Linked DNA regions of Homo sapiens: region 2 is linked to region 1. The links are chromatin loops, found by intact Hi-C in ENCODE. Cell type or tissue: ovary. All regions are shown on one strand. Links, peaks and the distances in the headings refer to the core of each region. The heading gives the core; the rest is flanking DNA.

Region 1 (8,335 bases), core at 70-8,069:
TTTTATTAGAGACGGGGTTTCTTCATGTTAGCCAGGATGGTCTCGATCTCCTGACCTCGTGATCCGCCCGCCTTGGCCTCCCAAAGTGCTGGGATTACAGACATTAGCCACCGCGCCCAGCCAACTACCCCTGACTTTCTAAATGAAAGAACCAATAAATTATTTTTCCCTCTTTATGTCAGTTTGGGTTGAGTCAGTCTCTTAAAACCAAAAAAAAAAAAAAAAATCCTGAGTCCTACTGTAGAAATTATCTTTGAGCTGAGTTTATTTAATATGTACCTTGAAACAGGGTAGTTTTATCCTGGTGGGCAGGTGTATGTGGTGGCTTCTGTATATATCTATATAAAACCCAGGTGTTCCTCGGGGTCGCCCTGACTTTGGAAGCTCAATGTGGGGCCATGCCACCGAGCCTTCATCCTGTGGCCTGTCCAGGGCTCTCTCCAAGATTTCTCCTGGTGCCCTGGTGGCTGCTCTTCTCCTGATCACCTGTGACTCCGTGTGGACCCACGTTCTCACTCATCTGCCACGTCCTTCATCTCTGCACCAGCCTGAAGGTAGAACTGCACTGCTTCTCCTTAATCCACCCTGTGCTCCCAAGATGGCTCACCTAAGACACCTGAGTGGATTTTACTGATGATTTGGGGCACTTTAATGATAGCAGTGTAAACCTTCATCAAGTAGGAACACCCTAACTCACAGAGATTTATAGAAGTGTAAACCAGAGAGTATCTGGGGTAGGCCTCAATCAATTTAGAAGTTTATTTTGCCAGGGTTAAGGATGTGTGCCTAAGAGACAAGTCTATGCCTTTTTCCAAAGATGATTCTGAGCACTCCAATATTTAAAAAGGAAAAGCCAGCTGGAGGGGACAGAGGGAAGGTGTGGTCTCATTACTGAATCCAAATGTTGCAAGAGAAAAGAAGCAGGTAGGGGCACATAGTCACTAATGAACTGGCCTGGTGCTCACTATAAGATAAGGTGAATGGAGAGGAGCTACCTGTGGAGATCTTTAACTTTTTATCTGTCACTATCTGCTTAGGAACAAAAGGAAAGGCAGCTTCTTGCATAACTCAGCTTTCAGCTTAATTTTTTTTCTTTTGGCAGAGTGAATTGGTGTTCTAAGTTTTTATTATCCCTTCACAAAAGCAATTAGGAGCCCAGCAATAACCCCATCACCAAGATTCGTTTGTGGCTCCCTTTTCCGTGGCCTGGCGCCCCCTTCCTCCCACCCCTCCCCCTCTCTTCAGCTCTCTGCCCTCCCAAATCACAGCTTCTTTCTTTTTTCTTTCTTACTTTTTTTTTTTTTAAGACAGAGTCTTACTCTGTTGCCCAGGCTGGAGTTCAGTGGCGCAATCTCAGCTCACTGCAACCTCCGCCTCCCGGGCTCAAGCAATACTCCTGCCTCAGCGTCCTGAGCAGTTGGGATTACAGGCACGCACCACCACGCCTGGCTAATTTTTGTATTTTTTAGTAGAGATGGGGTTTTGCCCTGTTGCCCAGGCTGGTCTCGAACTCCTGGGCTCAAGCGATCCGCCTGCTTCAGCCTCCCAAGCAGCTGGGATTACAGGCGTGAGCCACCGGGCCCGGCCATCAAATCATAGCTTATTTCTTCATATGACAGTTAGCTCTGTTTTCCCGTCTCCTTCCAAACCACAACTCATCCCCTTCCAGCATACTTCAAGAAGGTGTTTTGTTGAGTAATGGGGGTTCCCTCCCTAAGAGGAATCCTGGCTCTGGCCATTTGGGCTTTACTTGTGTCTCCGGACTCTTGCATTCTCTCTTAAGCACAGGGATTACTAGATGTGTGGGGATCAACTGTAAAGAACATGGTTTCTGAAACAGCAAATCAAACCAATTTGATTGTGCAGGAGAAATAGAAGCCTGTCGACGTCTAATCTGAAAGAACAGCTATATTTACATACCAAGGCAGATTGCAGGTCAAAGTGTCATCAATTTGATGTTGATCAAATCTTGGGAAATTTCTGATGTGGTTTCTGGTGACACAGAGTGGCGGCAACATAGCCTGTGTGCAGGAGGCTTCTCACCTCCCCTAGGAAGAGTTGAGATATTCACAGCAACCCACAAGCAGCCTCCTCCACCAGCATGAATGGTGGCAAGGAGCATGGAGGCACCGAGCCTTGAAGAAAGAGGCTGGGAGTGAGGACCGTCTTAGAAAAAGGGGCTGACCTTCTTTGCCCGAGTTGTAGAGCTGTGGGGAACTCTGGGAACATCCAGATGCCTTCCGGGAAAGGGAGATCTCCCCATCTCTGCATCCCACCCACACTCCCCACCTTAGCCACTCCCCGCCAAACCTCCAGCCCCAGCTGCAGTGCATGGTGGTGTTATTTCCCAACAAGGCAACAGCCTCCTCACTTGGTTTTCCTGACTCCAGTCTCTCCCCAACCCATCCCCGCTTCAGATGGCAGCAATTTTTCTAAAGCACAAATCTGATGCTGCTTAAAATTCACAAATAAGGCAAAGTCCACAGACGCTGAGACAGGATGCAAGGTCCTTCTTGGCCCACCCACCAACTGTTCTTGCCTCCTCTGCCTGGAAACGCCCACCTTGAAGGTTGCAGTGGCCTCAGCATCCCTGTGGCTCTTCCGCCTGGGCCATTGTGGAGCCAAAGTCACGCCAAAAAAGAGCAGCCTGAAAGAGGCCCCTGCAGAGTGGGTGCTTTTTGAATGTCATCCGTTATTCAAGTTCTCCACCCTGGTTTCATCCTCCCCCAATCCGAGACCCTTTACCCCAACGTTGTCCCTGTCATTTTATTACTAGTCTCCATCCACCAGAAATGTGCCTTGGCACCTGCCTTCCATCGCCTTCGGGCACCTCATCTCATGCTGGACAGAGACCTTCCTGATCACCTACCCTAGCTGCACCTTGCCATCACTTGGGGAAACTAGAAAGTGGTTCTGATCTCCTCCATCTGGGGAGGGGCATTTGGAAACTCTCTGAGATTCCAGGGTGGAGACAGGGTGGAAACCCCTGGTGGGAGAACAGGGTGTGCTTGGGGCGTCACTAGCTGGTGGGATTCTTCAGGCCGCAGCATGCAGTTCGCAGTCTACACTTGCAGAAAAAAAACATCTGCCTGGATGGTTTCCTATTTATAGAGGACAGGGATATTCACATGGATGGATAGAGTGCATGAGACCCCTTGCTACATCCTTTTTCCCTGCACTTCCTCCCTTCCACCCTTCCAGCCCTGTGGGATCATGGTGGGGAAGGGGTCAGCCTCGGAAGATGCCCTTGGAGAAAGGCCTGGGAGATGCCGTGTGTGACCCGAAAGAGGTCAGGGGACATTTTACCTAAGACTTGCTTCATTGTTAAGTTTTTTTCTTAAAGGTGTTGATCTACGCAGTGTAAACACTTGCAAGCTCCCATCATTGGTCACAAGGCTGTTTGTCTTGTAGTCATTGTTTATGGTTCTAGAAGGCTCTCTCCCCGTGGAGGGGAAGGGCCCTGGGACAGAGATCACAGGAGTTCTTAGGGGGCACTCGCTAGTAGCCTCCTTCCCTCTGCTGATGGGGCCTTCCTCCCAGGGGATCTTTGGGCCTTAATGCCGTGCCTTTGAGGCCTGGCCCAGAGCCCCTCAAAGAGCCAGGCGAGGAGAGCTGACCCAAGTGGAGTCAGGCTGAATTTTCCTTCTCAAGAGAAGCACATCCCAGCCACTGTCCTTTCAAAGGCCATCAGGCCGGCCGAAGACGAGGATGTAGCAGACTGGCTCACAGCAGTACCCACTGGGGCGGAGCTCCAGCCTGCAGCTGTGCCAGGGCCGGGCATCTCTTCCCTGAGTGGTGGCTGCCCCCATGAGGGCAAAGACTGCACTGGCTCTTCCTGTGCAGGCGAGAGCGGGCTGGGAGCAGGGACACCACGTGGAGGCAGCCCTGGTGGCAACGGGGCTCAGGGGAAGTTTCTGGGCACAAGGAAGCCTGGGGATGGGGGACTTAGGAGGGAAGCCCCAGCCAGGCTGCTGTGCAAGGGGGAGGCCCGTGGGGACCCTCTCCAGGAGTACAAGGAGGGTCAAGGGAGGGGCCGAGTCAGCTCTGTGGAAAGTTTCTTGTTTTTGTTGCTTGCTATTCGTTTTTCTCTTTTTGTTTTACCTTTATTATAAAAAACATCAAACTTTTATGAAAGTAAACAGAATAATATACTGACCCCATATACCCCTGGGTTCAACAATTATGGACATGAGCCAGGGTCACTTCGTCTATTACTGCTGCACATTTGCCGCCCCCGTATCATTCTACAGCAAACTGTATATATCATAACATTTCATTTGTAAGTCTTTTGGATGTTTATCTAAAAGAAAACAGAAACTTTTTAAACATAACCATAATACCATTATGACACCTTAGAAAATTAGTGCCATCTCCTTGACAGTCTCAGAAATCTAGTGTAATGGGTTAAGTTGTGTCCCCACCCCCCAACAGAAAGCTATGCTGCAGTCCCACTCCCCGGACCTCAGAATGTGACCTTATTTGGAGAAAGGGTCCATACAGAGGTAACCAAGCTTAAATGAGGTCATTAGGGTGGGCCCTGATGCAACATGATTAGTGTCCTTATCAAAAAGGGAAATTTAGACAGAAACAGACACGCACAGAGGGAAGACTAGCAAAGTGACACAGGGAGAACGCCACATGAGAAACGATGCTGCCACACGCTAGGGAAAGTCTGTGGCCACCAGAAGCTGGGGGAGGCAAGGAGGGACCTTCCCAAGCGCCTTTCCAGGAAGCGTGGCCCTGCCAACAGCTGATATCTAACTTCTAGCCCCAGAATGGGGAGAAAATAAGTTTTTGTTATTCTAAGAAACCACTCAGTTTATGGTACTTTGCCCTAGCTAACTAACCTGGTCAGTATTCAAATTTCCAATTATCTCACAAGTGTCACTTTTTTTGGAATCATGATTCAATGAAGGACCCCTGCTGCAACTGGTTGATGTGTCTTAAGACTGTTTTAATCTCCTTCCTTCCTTTCTTTCATTCTTTTTTTTTTTTTTTTTTTTGAGACAAAGTCTCACTCTGTCACCCAGGCTGGAGTGCAATGATGTGATCTCGGCTCACTGCAACCTCCACCTCCCAGGTTCAAGTGATTCTCATGCCTCAGCCTCCCCAGTAGCTGAGATAACAGGCACAGTTTTGCCATGTTGCCCAGGCCTGTCTCGGCCTCACAAGTGATGGGATTACAGGCATGAGCCACTGTGCCCAGTCTCCTTCCTTTCTTTCAATGTATTTGTTGAAGAAAACCATGTTGTTCATCCCCTAGAGTTTATCCTGATGTGCTTTTGCCGTTTGCACCATGATGGCATCATCTAACACCTCACGACTCAGGGTGAGTAGTCTGTGGGCCAGCAGCACGGCCTCCCCGGGGAGCGTGCTAGCAATGCAGAATGTCTCAAGCCCCACCCAGACCTGCTGTACCAGACTTTTCACCCGGCAAGCCCGCCAGGGACTCATGAACACTCGGAAGCCTGAGAGTCACCGGGCCGCACATTCTTTCTCCTTTGCATTTCCTGAATCGGTAGTTGGATCTATAGATGCTTGATTGGATTCAGATCTGATTTTTTTTTGGCAAGATCCTCTCTAGGTGGCAATCATTCTTTCATCAGGAGGCATATCATGGCTGCCTGTGCCTCTTTTATAATATTAGCAGCAATCGGCTGGGCACCATGGCTCACGCCTACAATCCCAGCACTTTGGGAGGCCGAGGCAGGGGATCACCTGAGGTCAGGAGTTCAAGAGCAGCCTGGCCAGCATGGCGAAACCCCAGGTCTACTAAAAATTCAAACAATTAGCCGGGTATGGTTGTGCATGCCTGTAATCTCAGCTACTCAGGAGGCCGAGGCAGTGAGAATCACTTGAATCTGGGAGGCAGAGGTTGCAGTGAGCCGAGATTGCGCCACTGTACTCCAGCCTGGGCAACAGAGCGAGACTCCATCTCAAAAAAAAGAAAAAAAAAAAAGAATTACCTGAGACTGGGTGATTTATTAAGAAAAGGATTTTGCCGGGCATGTAATCCCACACCTGTAATCCCAGCACTTTGGGAGGCTGAGCCGGGTGGTCACCTGAAGTCAGGAGTTCAAGACCAGCCTGGCCAACGTGGTGAAACCTTGTCTCTACTAAAAATACAAAAATCAGCTGGGCGTGGTGGCGAGTGCCTATATCCCAGCTACTCGGGAGGCTGAGGCAGGAGAATCACTTGAACCTGGCGGGTGGAGGTTGCGTGAGTCAAGACCACACCACTGCACTCCAGCCTGGGCGACAGAGTGAAACTCTGTCTAAAAAAAAAAGGAAGGGAAAGGAAAGGAAGGGAAAGGAAAGGAAAGGAGAAAGGAAAGGAAAGGAAAGGAAAGGAAAGGAAAGGAAAGGAAAGGAAAGGAAGGAAAGAAAGAAAAGAAAAGGGTTTTAAACTGGCTCACAATTCTGTACAAGAAGCATGGTGCCAACATCTGCTTGGCTTCTGGGGAGACCTCAGGATCCTTCTAGTCATAGTGGAAGGAGAAGGGAAGCAGGCGTGTCACACAGCAAGAGAGAGAGCGAGAGCAAGAGAGAGAGAGAGATAGAGAAAGAGAGAGAATGGCGGAGGAGGTGCTACACACTGTTAAACAACCAGATCACGCAAAAACTCAGGGCAAGAGCTCACTTGTTATGAAGGGGATGGCCCAAGCCATTCATGAGGGATCCAGCCTCATGATTCAGACACCTCCCTCCAGGCTCCACCTCCAACATTGGGAATTACATTGCAACGTGAGATTTGGGCAGGGATAGACATCTAACCTATATGACCTGCATACTATCCTTGCTTTCTAGTGCTACTAGATGTCCTCATCTTGCTCCTCTTCTGCCCCAGACCTGGAATCAGCCATTTGTCTGCCAACCCCTGGTTTCTTTCAGTGGGGAATGGTGTTTAGAGAACACAATTAGAACATAAGGGTGCTTACCTTTGGCCTTGTTTTCAGGCCTCTCATTGAACAGCCAGGAAAAAATACACGTAACATCTTAGCACAAAATACACAAGTTCAGCCAGGCACAGTGGCTCACGCCTGTAATCCCAGCACTTTGGGAGGCCGAGGCATGTGGATCACCTGAGGTCAGGAGTTCGAGACCAGCCTGGCCAACGTGGCGAAACCCCGTCTCTACTAAAAATACAAAAATTAGCTAGGTGTGATGGCAACGCCTGTAGTCCCAGCTACTCGGGAGGCTGAGACAGGAGAATTGCTTGACCCCAAGAGGCGGAGGCCTCAGTGAGCCGAGATTGTGCCACTGCACTCCAGCCTGGGTGACAGAGCAAGACTCCGTCTCAAAAAAAAAAAAACAAGACAATCACATTCACTACCCTGGGATTTTTAATTTAACCTTTTGCATCTCACGTGGTGTATCTGCTTTCTCTCATGCCACAAACCTAGGTTCACAGTGACATCAGGAGTGCTCGAGTTGGAATAGCCCAGATCTGCTCATTTGCCTCCCCCGGCTTGGCGAGCTCAGACCTGTGAGCTGTCGTAGGGGGTGACAGAGAAGCTGCACGAAAGAAACTCCAGGGCTTCCTGGAGTGCCTGAGGAGGAAGCCCTGCACACCGGCTGGGGCTCTGCAGGGGGCCTCAGGGCCAACAGAGCCAGCTGAGTTGAGGTGAAGCAACGTGAAGTGTCACCATGGGGAATGACAGGAGGGAGTCCCACCTCGGGATTGAGTAGGAGACCACGTGAGGAGTGAAGAAGGGCCTGAGGGGTGAGACATCTCTGGCCTGTGAAAGGGACTGAGGGTGGGGCCCTTCACACTGGAGAGGGGCCATAACTACTTCCATTTGTGGGGCCCACCAGAATATTAAAAAAAAAAAAATTTTTTTTGAGACAAAGTTTTGCTCTCGTTGCCCAGGCTGGAGTGCAGTGGCGCGATCTCAGCTCACTGCAACCTCCACCTCCTGGGTTCAAGTGATTCTCCTGCCTCAGCCTCCCAAGTAGCTGGGACTACAGGTGCCTGCCACTGCATCTGGTTAATTTTTGTATTTTTAGTAGAGATGGGGTTTCACCAGGTTGGCCAGGCTGGTCTCGAACTCCTAACATCAGGTGATCTGCCCGCCTTGGCCTCCCAAAGTACTGGGATTACAGGCATGAGCCACCACCATGCCCAGCAGAATATTTAAAAATTTCTAAATCCCAAATTACAGGATGTTTTAAGTGTTTCTGTTTAACACCTTAAAGCTGTTATGAGGAAAAAAAAAATATTGCAATGTAATTATACTCACCCAGATCATTAGAAGATCTATAAACATGTGTATATATTAATCTGGAGTCACTATAAGGAGTGAGAACAGTAGTGAAGCATGAATTTACGCTGAAT
Region 2 (8,335 bases), core at 277-8,276, 140 kb before region 1:
TCACATTGTGTGGCCAGGCCTCAGGGCAGATTGACCACAGTCAGAGCCTTCTGCCGGGGCCTGTCTTGCTCTGGGGCCCACTCAAAATGTGTAGCCTTTGAGCTACCTGATGAATGCAGAGCAGTGTCCCCAAGGCTGATAGCTGCTGCATCCCAGTCCCAGAAGGCCCACTAAATGCTGTGCCTCTTTCTTTGTGGTAAAAGGTGTGAGGGGCAATAGCTTCTCCTTTTCCCCAAAAGAGATTTCACAGCCTGCCCCAGAGCTTGGGATCCCTCAGGTCCCCACGGATACAGCAAGCCCCATGCATCTTACCAAGATAACCAGGGTGCATGCCACACTGCTTCCCGGGCCTGCTTAGCACGGCTTCAGCAGCAGAGTGGACCAGCACAACATTCCATGGCACATTAGTTCCTCCTATGGCACACTAAGCTTTTTTAACTCTGATTCAATGGAACCTTTTCACACTGTTAAACTGCACATATGCTATGATGCATTATTACACCAGTGATTCCAGCTACATATTTTTTGGCCTCTCTTGGTCTTGGGTATCTAGGGGTCCAGAGGGATGTGGAATTACACTCATTCAGGTTCATGATGATTATTTTGGGTAGTGGGGTTTGGGAGTGATTATTTAATTTTGTTTTTTAATTTCTCTGTATTGTTTAAGTTTTAGAGTACGCAAGTTTTGTTGTGATTAAATAACATTTGAACATTCAGTAAAAATTGCTGAATGTATCATTTCAGCCAAAATGCTGGAGTCAGGTGAGTTTAGATGGGAACCAGGGGTGACCTAAGAGAACAGTGGGGGAGTGAGAAGCCGGGCTCCCCTGGAGGTGGGCTGGAGGCTGTCCTGGAGGTGGACTGGAGGCTCCGCTGGAGGTGGACTGAAGGCAAACCTGGATGTGCTCCAGGCCCAGGTTCACATCAAGGGGCATGATCTGCTAGGGAGGGTGTTGGAAACCGTCCGGACCTTTCAGGAGCTAAGAAGTCAGAAGTAGGTCCAGATCTCAGGAAAGAGGCTGACAGGATGAGACAGGGACGATGTCTATTCCAGCAGGCTGGAGGTGAGAGAGGCCCCAGTGTCATTAAAACAGACCCAGTGGGCAGGGAAACAAAAACAGTATCGGAGGCACTTATGTGATCCTTCAGCCGTACAGTGCTCTAAACCCTTATTCATATCTTCCAAACAACCGCAATAAGTAGGGTCTATAGTTATTCCCATTTTATAAATGTGGAAACTGAGGCAAGGAAAACTTTAATACTTCCCTGAAGGAAACTGAGGCAGGAGTCTAGATCTAGACATGGGGTCAGCATTAATTCCCTCACCCATGCATTGTTTTCAACAAATATTTCCATGTACCTGGTGCTGTTTCTGGTACTGAGAAAACAGAAGGCACCAACCGTCCCCCAACATACCCTGCCCCCAGGGCAGCCCCACCTGGTAGGGAGGATGCATGCAACATGGAAACACACAGATTTATTGTTACAAACAAGGACAGGGCCTTGAAGCAAGAGTATACAAGATGCTCACCTGGCTAGGGGGTCAGGGCAGGGCTCCTGGAACAAAGAATATTTTAGCAGAAGCTGAAAGAATCCATAGAAGTTAGAGGTTGAAGAACATTCTGGGCAGAGGGAACAGCATGTGCAAGGGCCCTGTGGTGAGCAGGAGAGTCGTTCATTAGGGGCTTCAAAAGCAGTGCCACATAGGGATTAGCAAGCAAGAGGGAGTCTGGTGGGAGATGGGAATGAAGAGGTGGCAGAACGTTGTGCCTAGGAGAAGGAGTTTGGATTTCATTCTTGGCTGGACGGTTTTGAATAAGGCAGTAACTGGTCTAATTGACATTTTCACAGAACACTAGCTGCTGCATAGAGTCAGGAGGCAAAGGAGGATGCAGAAAGACCCGCTAGGCGGTGATCGTGGTAACGTGGGCGAGAGGGGGTGGCTGCCTGGGCCGCAGCAGGGAAGGGGCTGCCCTCCTTAAGATTTCTTGCAAGTCCCTCACACTCTCACTTAGAGCCCTTCAGCTAGAACTTAGTCCCATGGCCACACCTAACTGCAAGGGAGCCTAAGAAATGTGATCTCTATTCCCAGCACCCCTGTGCCATGGAAGACTCTGGCATTCTGTTTCTAAGGAAGAAAAGGGGGATGGATATTGCGGCAGACATCTAGCAGCTCTGCCAGTGTGATTTCATTTTCTTTTATTTTTTCATGGATGTGCCATAATTTTTCCCCCGCTTGGTTGAGGTGCAGTTGACAGTCTGCCACTGTGATTCAGACTTGGTAGTGGTGATGGTGCCAATGAGGCTGGAAGTGGTAGAGGTTAGGTATTAGGTGGTGGTAGGCGTGAGGTGGCAATGCTGGCACTAGGGGTGGCAATGAGGATGTTTCTGGTGGCCATGGTGGCTTCCTGAAGGTGGGAGCAATGATGGCCGGCAAGGTGGGGGTCCAAGTACTGGTGGTGCATGTGAGGTGATAGAGAAGGTGGTGGTGGCAGAGGTGATGGTAGAGTCTCATTGATGGTGATGGACATGGTCATGGTGATGTTTGAGGTGATGCTGGTGATACTGATGTGTAAGGCAACAATATTGATCTTGCCGATACAGAAGGTGACAGTAGTAGTGGCAGTGATGGGTTTCTGTTAGTAATGATAGTGATGCCTGTAGCAGTGGTGATGATGTTGCTAACACAAAAGGTGATAATAACACTAAAGGTGATAATAACGCGGTGATGATGTTGCTAACACTAAAGGTGATAATCCCTGAGTATCTGGGATTACAGATGCGTGCCACCACACCCAGCTAATTTTTGTATTTTTAGTAGAGACAGGGTTTCGCCATGTTGTTCACGCTGGTCTTGAACTCCTTGACCTCATGATCCTCCGGCCTCGGCCCCCCAAAGTGCTGGGATTACAGGCGTGAGCCACCGCGCCCGGCCCAATCCTCCCACTCTCTAAAGAGACATTAAGAAATGTCTCCCTCCCCAAATCTCTAACCTCTCCCCTGCTGTCCTCTGTTGCTAACACTAAAGGTGATAATGATGGTGGTGATGGTGATAATGGTGGGGATAGTGATGATGGTGGTGGTGGAGATGGTGATGATGGTGATGGTGGTGGTGGTGATGATGGTGGTGCTGCTGCTACTGATGGTGGTGGTGGTGGTGATGGTGACAGTAGTGGTGGTGCTGGAGGTGATGGGGATGGTGATGGTGGTGATGGTGGTGGTCGTGATAGTGGTGGTGGGGATGGTGATGATGATGGTGGCAGTGGTGATGATGGTGGTGATGGCAATGATGGTGGTGGTGGTGCTGCTGGTGGTGCTGGAGGTGGTAGGGATGATGATGGTGGTGATGGTGGTGGTGGTGATGGTGATGATGGTGGTAGTGATGATGGTAGTGGTTGTGGTGATGGTGATGGTGGTGGTGGTGCTGGAGGTGGTGGGGGTGGTGATGGAGGTGGTGGTTGTGGTATGAAGATAGTGGTGGTGGTGGTGGTGGTGATGATGGTGGTGGGGATGGTGATGGTGATGGTGATAGTAGCAATGGTGATGGTGGTGGTGGTAGTGGTGATGATGATAGTGGTGGTGGTGGTGATGGTGATGGTGGTGGTGGGGATGGTGATGATAGTGGTGGTGGTAATGATAGTGGTGCTGGTGGTGGTGGTGATGGCGGCGATGGTGGTGGTGGTGGTGCTAGAGGTGGTGGGGATGGTGATGATGGAGGTGGTGGTGTTTATGGTGACGGTGGTGGTGGTGAAGGTGATAGTCATGGTGGTTGTGTTGGTCATGGTGGTGATGGAGGTGGTGATGGTGACAGTGGTGGTGATTGTGACGGAGGTGGTGGTGATGGTGGTGGTGGTGATGGAGGTGGTGATGGTGATAGTGATGGGTATGGTGGTGGCGATGGTGGTGGTTGTAATAATGATGGAGGTGGTGTTCATGGTGATGATGGTGATGGTGGGAGTCATGGTTATGGTGATGGTGGTGGTAGTGGTGGTGCTGGTAGTGCTTGTGCTAGTGGTAAAGCTGATGTTCATGGTAAGGGTAATGATTTTGCCGACACCAATATAATGTGTTATGGCTGTAATGGTGATGGTAACTGATATAATTTGGATATTTGTCCCTCCAAATCTCATGTTGAAATGTAATTCTCAATGTTGGAGGTGGGGCCTGGTGGGAAGTGATTGGATCATGGGGGCAGATTTCTCATGAATAGCTTAGCACCATCCACTTGGTGCTGTCCTTGTAATAGTAAAAGAGTTCCCACAAGATCTCGTGTTTAAAAAGTGTGTGGCACCTCCCCCACACTCTCTCATTCCTGCTTTCACCATGTGATATGCCTGCTCCCACTTCACTTTCTGCTATGATTGTAAGCTTCCTGAGGCCTCCCCAGAAACCGAGCGGATGTTGGTACCATGCTTGTACAGCCTGCAGAACCGTGACCCAATTAAACCTCTTTTATTTATAAGTTACCCAGCCTCAAGTATTTCTTTACAGCAACACAAGAACGGCCTAACACAGTAACGTTAGCAGTAATGGCAATGGGCATGGTGGTGGTGGTGGCAACGGTGCTGACAATGGCTTTAATTTCTCTATCCTCCTTATCCCAGAGTCAGGAAATTGGGTCAGTCTACTTGTTCTTTAATTTTCTTTCAGACTTGTCCTCTTCCTCCTTATGCAAAAACAAATTCCCTAAGTCCAGCCTTCCCCTCTGAGGCTCACATCAGTAGGCCATCCCACCACTCCCACTCTTGTTGCTGCATCTCCTGACCTCCTAGCCACTCTTCCTCATTCACTGAAGAATTTGAAGAGACTCACAGGCTTCCCCATTGATCCCAGCTCTCCCATCTTCCTGGAGGAGTTTCTTGTCCACTTGGACAATCTGTCCAATGCCTGGCCTTTGGACAGGCTCATCCTCTTTTCCTGACTGGCTCATCCTCAGTGACCTTCTCCTGCTGTGCTCTCAGACACCTTTCTCCCCACATCCTAACCTCTGTCTCTGCCCAGCTTGCCTCGTTCGGCCATCCCCTGGTTTGGCCACTCTCCCCTTCACTGGCTCCCTCCTCCAGTGCTCAGTGCAGGAGGGACTGAGCTTCCCTCTGCTTCCCTCAGTCCATCAGCCTCCTCACTTCCTTCAGTTCCCCAACCCCACCAGTCAGAGCCTGCGGAGTCTGCGTTGCAATAGCATGGAGACTGCATTGCAATAGCATGCTTGCTAGCACCCTACACTGCATGCACCACTGTCTTTCTGTGGTCACAATCAGTGTTAGTTACCTATTGCTGTGTAACAGATCATCCCAAAAGTTAGCAGTTTCAACAACAGCAGACACTATGGTCTCATGCCACTTTTGTGGGTGGGGAATCCCAGAGCAGCATGGCTGGGTGGTTCTGACTCAGTCAAGATGTTGACTATCATCATCTGAAGGCTTGACGGGGGATGGGGACCTGCTTCCAAAATGGTGTACACAGGGGCTGGCAAGCTGGTGCTGGCTGTTGACAGGAGACTTGATTCCTCACCACAGGGACACCTCCACAGAGCCATTTGAGTGTCCTCATGACATGGCAGCTGCCTTCCCCCAGAGCGAATAACCTAAGTGAGCAGAAAGCGAAACCCACAGTGTCTTTGATGCCTGAGCTTCAGAAGTCATAGTCTGTCATTTCCAAAACATCCTGTTGGTTATCTATGTCCACTACACACAGTGTGGGCAGGGGCTCTATAGGGCATAGACACCAGGAGGCCGCTGCCTTCTTCTACCTGCACCAGAGCAGCTTAGCCCAGAGAAAGCAACCCCCAAGGGACGACTGGTTTCAGTGTGAATTCCTAAGGATGGTTGCACGGTTCCTCCCCATGGCCCAGCAGCCTGTGCTTCTGTGCTTCTGGGGCCAGCCTACCTTCCCACTCTTTTTTTTTTTTTTTTTTTTTTTGAGATGGAGTCTCACTCTATCACCCAGGCTGGAGTACAATGGCATGATCTCTGCTCACTGCAACCTCCTCCTCCCAGGTTCAAGCAATTCTCCTGCCTCAGCCTCCTGAGTAGCTGGGATTACAGGTGCGTGCCACCACACCTGGCTAATTTTTGTATTTTTAGTAGAAACAGGGTTTCGCCATGTTGTTCACGCTGGTCTTGAACTCCTGACCTCATGATCCTCCCACCTCGGCCCCCCAGAGTGCTGGGATTACAGGCGTGAGCCACCACACCTGGCCCAATCCTCCCACTCTCTAAAGAGACATTAAGAAACGTCTCCCTCCCCAAATCTCTAGCCTCTCCCCTGCTCTCCTGTCACTTTATTCTCAGGAAATGACCTCACCTCCAATTTTACAGAAAAACTAGAAGCTACAGGAAGTCCTTCATCTTCCTGTGACCAAGCGACAAGCACACATCTCTCTCTTTCCTCCCTGCTGTTGTGAGAGGAATTGATTGCTGCTTCCGCCAAGACTGAACTCACCTGTGTGTGGCCCCAGCCCCTCTCCTTTCTGAGGACCTTACATGATGAATGCCCCTTCTCTCTACCACACATAGCCCTCCTCTTCCACACAACTTGTGTTCTTCCCAGTGGATCTGCAGTGCCCTCGGCCCCGTTATTCTTCGGCTGCTTTCTCCAGACTCCTGTAGCAGACGGCAGTGTTCACATCTTCCTTTTCCTCCTCTCCATTCCCAGGCTCCTCTCAGTTCTCTGCTCCCATGGTCTCTAAATACCATGTCCCACTCAAAGGCACCAGGTATGAGTCAGAGCATATTCAACACGAGCCTGGAGCATCTTATAGACACAAGGGCAGCCATCAGAGACCATAGAGCCACGAAAACAAAATATGGGGGCTGCTTGCAGGGGCTCCCACTCAGGCCAGACAGCAGATACCTTGAATGTCAGAAAATTTCAATAGATGGAAAGAGAGCAAAGGTGCTAAAAACCCATGTGTTCCCAGTGGAGCTCAGACCTCATTGGTCAACAATGAGTATACTGGAAACCACCTCATCATTCCAGAAATATTAAAACAAAAGGAAAGAATGGCCAGCAGTCGTGCATTTCCTATATGAACTATTTCTCAGAGTAACTAGTTGCCAAGGGAAGCTCTCTTTAGGAAAATGCCAGCTCATGTATAAAATAGAAAGAAGGGATGATGTCATCACGTCACAACCCGTCATAATGAACTAGGCATGATAACCATTGACCACCAAAGTCATGGGTGAGAAGCTGATGGGGACTTTATCACAGATGGGCCAGGCTGGGAAGCCCTGAACCACTGGTCAGTCTTGACCCCACCAAAAAGGAGCAGGTGGACCCAAGGCGTCCCTGAGTACCGCCGTGGGAGGCACACCCACCTATGCAGGTTCTTGCCAAGGCCTCACCCCTGAATCGAATCGAGCCTCTGTGTCCACAGAAAGTGAAGGGCACAGAGGACCGTGTGGCCCAAGGCTGGTACCACAGCACAGCTCAGCTCAGCCCGACTGGTGCCATGGCCGCTTCTGGTCCGCCTGTCCGCACTTCTCCGCTCCCTCTCCCAGCATTTGGACAGGGCTGTCCGTGTTTGCAGTCCCATTCCCTCGGCCCCCCACTCCCATCCCAGTCTGATCGCTGCCCCCTCACTCCATAGAAGCAGCTTCCACAAGGTCAACAATGTCCTCTGTGTTGCCAGAACCAACTAATGTTCTTGAGGCCTCATTTGTCACTCTTGAGCCTCTTTGCAGTGGTCAGCGTGGTTTAACACTCCCTTCTTCTTGAAATACCCTCCCCTCCTGGCTCCCAGGTACCCCCCAGGCCGGTTTTCTTCCCCGCAGTCCCTCCCTCCAGAGACCCCTGCTCTGTGTCCTCTGAAGGGCTCTCCTCCCCAGCCGGGCATTAAGGACAGGATTCCCGGCCCTGTTGCCTGGCTATTCCTGAGTGGCCTTGTCCACTCCAGCTCTCACTGACTCCTTATACGCAGATGACTCTGAAACGTGTTCTCAAACCTAAGCATCTCTCTGGGTCCAGACCCATGCTCCAACCGACCATTGAAATATAGTGGGGGTCTCAAGGGCACCTCGTTCCTAGCAGGTCCAAACCTGAGCTCATGCTCTTTCTCCAAACACAGTCCTTTTCCTCCTTCCCTGTCTCAGTGGAGGGCCCCACTATTCATTCTGATGCTTGGGCCAAACACCTGGCGGTCTGCCTCAACTGTCCCTTCCTTTTAGTCAGATTCTGACCCATCACCACAACCTTTGGGATCTCACTTCCCAGAGAAGTGTTGAGTCCATCCTCTTCTGTCTGTCTCCCCCACAGCCACCTTCCTGCATGAATGGGACTCCTCGTAACTGGTCCCTGCTGCCATGCTGGCCTTGTCATCCTTTCTCCACGTGGCTGC

Evidence for each region. Peaks named below come from ENCODE experiments on the same cell type or tissue, not always from the same donor. Only the 100,000 strongest peaks of a DNase experiment are listed, where the experiment ranks them.
Region 2: it touches region 1 in a loop (2.9-fold over the local background); 4 of 110 quality-filtered maps call a loop at or near these places.

What each region holds. Positions count from the first base shown.
Region 1 is chr3:128,580,796-128,589,130 of GRCh38, forward strand. No RefSeq gene overlaps it. Among named protein-coding and RNA genes, the nearest start is that of LINC01565, 8.9 kb to the left of the region's middle. In ovary, for the core only: no CTCF peak of the experiment used is centred there; a DNase peak (open chromatin) is centred at 3,795.
Region 2 is chr3:128,442,300-128,450,634 of GRCh38, forward strand. No RefSeq gene overlaps it. Among named protein-coding and RNA genes, the nearest start is that of DNAJB8-AS1, 17 kb to the right of the region's middle. RefSeq lists enhancers at 5,170-5,319, 5,330-5,419. In ovary, for the core only: no CTCF peak of the experiment used is centred there; no DNase peak of the experiment used is centred there.